Linked DNA regions of Homo sapiens: region 2 is linked to region 1. A link is an interaction called in ENCODE POLR2A ChIA-PET data of the cell type or tissue named here. Cell type or tissue: B cell. All regions are shown on one strand.

Region 1 (2,500 bases):
AAAAAATTTATAAATCATATACATATATACATATAATCATATTCAAGGAACTCATATAGAAGAGATAACAAACTCTTACAACCCCTTAACCAAAAAACCCCAATTTTAAAATGGGCATGTTCACACAAAAACGTGTATATAAATGTTCATAGCAGCATTATTCATAACAGCCCAAAGTGAAAATAACCTACATGTCCAGTGACTAAAGAATGGATAAACAAAATGTGGTCTGTGCATACAATGGAATATTATGCAGTCATGAAAAGGAATAAAGTATTGACACAGGCTACAACATGGATGAACCTTGAAAATGTTATGCTAAGTCAGCCAGACACTAAAGATATATACTATAACATTCCATTTATATGAAATGCATGGATTGGGTAAATCCACAGAGACAGAAAGATAAGTGGTTGCCAGGGGCTGAGGGGGTTAGGGGAACAAAGAGGAGTGAATGCTATTTGCCACAGGGTTTCTTTTAGGGATGGATAAAAATTTTGTGAACTAAGAGAGTGGTGTTGGTTGCACAATCCTGACTACACTAAAACCACTGAATTATACACTGCCAATGGGTGAACTGTATATGATTTATATCTCAATAAAACTGTAATTTCAAAAAAAAAAAAAAAAGTCACTTCTCATCACCCACCTTCTACCCCGAAAGTCTAAAAGGCTAAGAAAACGAGAAAGCACACATTGATCCTTCATCTGCATCTCCATAAGCAGCTTTGAGGCAAAAGCAGAAACTGAACACAAGCTCAAGGAGGGTGGGTGAGCCAGTGAGCTCACCCTCAAACAATGGTTGGGAGACAGGGACAGAGGAAAGGGAAAGGCAAGAGTGTCGTGCAATTCATTCTCTGCAACTCGTTCATCAGCATTTCTCTCTCCTTTTATTTCCCTACTGGGTTACAAGTGAAAGTGAAAACAGGAGGGTCTTATCTCAGGGAAAGTAGTGGTGGTCCCTTTTCCGTCAAAGAAAGATGGGAAGAATACCTCCCACGTCACTGCAGGGGACAGTAGGAGTGGTGGCAACTCTTGAGTGGGGAGAAAAGCAAGCTGGGACAGCCCTGAGCTCTGGGTTGGGGAAGAGAGAGATGAGCTCTGGAAATGCATGGGCAGGGGGCCTGGAAATGAGAACCACTGACTTAAAACCAGCTGATTCCCTGGGTAGAGTCACAGATAACTAGAAAACAGGAAATGGAACTTGGTTCAAAGGCCCTTAGAATTAAAAAAAAAAAAAAAGTTGGAGGGGAAGTTTGCGAGCGATTCAATAAAATAAAAATAAGTGAGACAAAGAATGCATAATATGCAATAAGCATGACCTTAAAAAGCTAAATGCAAATCATTTGTTAAAAAACAAATCATGTTTTTAATATCTATTATACAAGGGAGTTCTGCTACTAAAAGATAACCTAACAGTCAATTATCTGTTAAGCACTGCCCTTGTAATGCAAATAACCACTCTGGAACCTCCTTAGGTCCGAGAACAGGCAACCTGCTCCCTCTGGCTCACCCTCGGGACATACCTCAGTTGGGACACACACCTCTGACTGGGGATTAACAATCCCCGGCCACTGGCCTCAAAGTTTTGGGGTGGGGGAGAGGGGGGTGACAGGGGTGTTAAAACCCACATCCCCAAACCGAGGGTGTTACTCTTCAGAAAGCAGCGGCTGGGCCCTACCCAAGGCAGTGATCTCTGTTCCTCAGCCCTGATCTCAGGGAGAGGCAGTGGCAGACCAGTGTCAAAGTCCCTCTCTCCCCCCAGCGATGGCCTCCATCCCAGGCTAACACCAAACCAGCCAGGGAATGGGTGGGGTAGGGTGGGGTGGGATGCTGTGGCCTGGTATTACAGAGGGGCAAAGGGGAGAGCAGAAGGCAGCTTCCTGGGGAGCTGGGCCCTGCCCCACCTCTCTGCCTTAGGCTTTGCTGATGACACACAACTAGGAGCTGAGTGTTCCCTGGGAGCTATGAGGACAAGGAGTCAGCTTCCTCATGTGCTTAAAAACAATTATTATTATTATTTTTTTTTGGAGATGAGGTCTCACTCTGTCGCCCAAGCTGCTCTCAAACTCCTGGCCTCAGGTGATCCTCCTACCTTGGCCTCCCAAAGCACTGGGATTACAGGCATGAGCCACAGCGCCTGGCCAAAAACAATTCTTTAAAAATATCAGGAAAAACTGAGAATCTGCTCCAGATTAAAGGAGACTTAAACAAACAACAAACTGACCACTGGACACAGCATGTGATCTGGGGGGTTTCTCTTACAAGAGAGGTTGTAACGATTGGTAAAATTTAAGTAAGCCTAGGTTAGCTGGTATAATAATGCTGTATCCACATTAACTTCCTGATTTTGATGGCTCCTTTGTGGTTATTGACATGATTTTAGAAAACCTACATTCAGGCCGGGTGCGGTGGCTCACGCCTGTAATCCCAGCAGCGGATCACGACATCAGGAGATCGAGACCATCCTGGCTAACAAGGTGAAACCCCGTCTCTACTG
Region 2 (2,500 bases), 86 kb before region 1:
GCTTAGCTCCCACTTATAAGCCAGCACCATTTGTTCAAAAGATTGTCCTTTCCCCAGTGAGTATTCTTGGCATCTTTGCCAACAATCAGTTGTCTGTAAGTATGTGGATTAGTTTCTGGGTTCTCTATTCTGTTCCATTAGTCTTTGTGTCTATTTTTATGCCAGTACCATGCTGTTTTGGTTATTACAGTTTTTTAGTATATTTTGAGGCCTGATAGTGTGATACCTCCAGATTTGTTCTTTTTGCTCAGGATTGCTTTGGCTATTTGAGGTCTCTTGTAGTTTCATACAAATTTTAGGATTTTTTTTTCTATTTCTGTGAAGAATGTCATTGGTATTTTGATAGGGATTGCATTAAATATGTAGCTTGCTTTGGGTAGTATTATTATGTTAATAATATGAATTTTTCCAAATCTGCGAGCATGGGATGTCTTTCCATTTGTTTGTATCCTCTTCAATATCTTTCATCAGTGTTTTGTAGTTTTCCTTGTAGACATCTTTCACCTCCTTGGTTAAATTTATTCTTAGGTATTTTATTTTATTTTTTGGTAGCTACTGTAAATGGGATTGCTTTCTTGATTTCTTTTTCAGCTAAGTTTGTTGTACATGTATGGAAATAACTGCTGATTTGTGTATGTAATTTTTTTTTTTATCCTGCAACTTTACTGAATTTATCAGTTTTAAGAGTTCTTTGGTAGAGTCTTTAGGTTTTTATATATATGTGATCCTGTCATCTACAAACAGGGACAATTTGACTTCCTCCTTTTCCATTTGGATGCCTTTTATTTCAAGTTCTTGCCTAATTGCTCTGGGTAGGACTTCTAGTACTACGTTGAATAAGAGTAATGAGAGTGGACATTCTTTTTTTTTGACGGAGTCTCACACTGTCACCCAGGCTGGAGTACAGTGGCGTGATCTCCGCTTACTGCAACCTCCACGTCCCGGGTTCAAGTGATTCTCCTGCCTCAGCCTCCCGAGTAGCTGGGATTAGAGGCATGTGCCACCATGCCCGGCTAATTTTTTGTATTTTTAGTAGAGACAGGGTTTCACCATGTTGGCCAGGCTGGTCTCGAACTACCTCGTGATCTGCCTGCCTCGGCCTCCCAAAGTGCTGGGATTATAGGTGTGAGCCACTGCGCCTGGCCATTCTTGTCTTGTTCCAGTTCTCAGAGGAAAAGCTTTCAGCTTTTCTCCATTCAGTAAGATGTTAACTGTGGGTTTTTTTTTTTTTTTTTTTTTTTTTTTTTGAGACGGAGTCTCACTCTGTAGCCCAGGCTGGAGTGCAGTGGTGAGATTTGCACTCACTGCAACTTCTGCCTCTCGGGTCCCATATCAAGCAGTTCTCCTGCCTCAGCCTCTCGAGTAGCTGGGATTACAGGAACGCACCACCTTGCCCAGCTAATTTTTGTATTTTTGGTAGAGACGGGCTTTCACCGTGTTGGCCAGGCTGGTCTTGAACTTCTGACCTCATGATCCATCCACCTCAGCCTCCCAAAGTGCTGGAATTATAGGCGTGAGCCACTGCACCCAGCCTGCTGTGGGTATTTTTAATCTTTTTGAAAGTAGATTGTAGTCACTGTCTAATCTCTTGTATTTCTTGCAAAGCACTCATTACTAGTCTTTGAGTTCTTAATATTTGTTTTTTAAAATAATTTTAAAAAATTTTATACCCTTAGATCTGCATATTGTTTTTTATGTAGTAAAACTTTTTATTTGGCTTTAGATAACTTGGTTAACTTGGTTTCCTGTTTATTTACTTCCTTGAGTATAATTTTGCTGATGTTTTGGTTCTTATTGATAATTTTCTTTATTTGGAGCGGTTTTATAGTTTATGTAAATGTTTTAATGGATTTCAAAAGGAGTTAGTTTCTTACAGATACTTTAAAAGCAAATAAGTAAATAAAAGGAGTGGGTTCTTGGTGGTATTACTGGCATTACCATCAGAAGACCCTTCATATTTGAGAGGCCACATGGGGAGGTGCACCAAGGAGATAATCAGATAAAAGACACCAAATGGCCTGCAGTGTTACTAAAGATGCAAGCTGGGGCCAAGTCCTGTGGGGCCCTGCGGCAAAGTTAAAATGTGTCTTATCCTGAGAGCTGTATCAAATGGGGAGTATCGAGGAGTATTACAGGGAAATAGTATCATCTGATTTGGTTTTTAGAAAGATTATCTGAGTAAGGAGATTGGCTTTGGTAAGCTGGGCAGGGAGATCAAATGGGGGCTAGAATTGAAGTCTTTCAAATAACAATACCTGTTGAAGATGCTCTGAAGAGCCAAAGTCTTCCTGTGGAGCCACTTTGTTGCAACCTGTGCCTCTTGTGCCCATAGACCCACAGACTCAGGTCATGCCCTAAGCTTTAGGTAGGTAGATTCCCACCAGTGAGGACAATGTCCCTTGGGTTTGTGGGTCTTAAGGTACAGAAGAAACAGGGGTATATTTGGATAGGGCACAAACTTTGGCACCAAATACACCTGGGTTGATTCTGGGCTCTGCCA

Evidence for each region. ChIA-PET counts read pairs that join two places held together with the same protein. Peaks named below come from ENCODE experiments on the same cell type or tissue, not always from the same donor. Only the 100,000 strongest peaks of a DNase experiment are listed, where the experiment ranks them.
Region 2: POLR2A ChIA-PET joins it to region 1 with 5 read pairs; 5 of 35 experiments call an interaction of 5 or more read pairs at or near these places.

What each region holds. Positions count from the first base shown.
Region 1 is chr2:74,025,468-74,027,967 of GRCh38, reverse strand. All of the region lies in intron 3 of TET3 (tet methylcytosine dioxygenase 3), which reads right to left. Among named protein-coding and RNA genes, the nearest start is that of TET3, 42 kb to the right of the region's middle. RefSeq lists enhancers at 531-1,408, 1,409-2,286. In B cell, no CTCF peak of the experiment used is centred here; DNase peaks (open chromatin) are centred at 1,157 and 1,547; H3K4me3 peaks cover 374 bases; H3K27ac peaks cover 1,093 bases.
Region 2 is chr2:74,111,754-74,114,253 of GRCh38, reverse strand. It overlaps a transcript of TET3 not described here. Among named protein-coding and RNA genes, the nearest start is that of BOLA3, 35 kb to the left of the region's middle. In B cell, no CTCF peak of the experiment used is centred here; no DNase peak of the experiment used is centred here; H3K27me3 peaks cover 280 bases.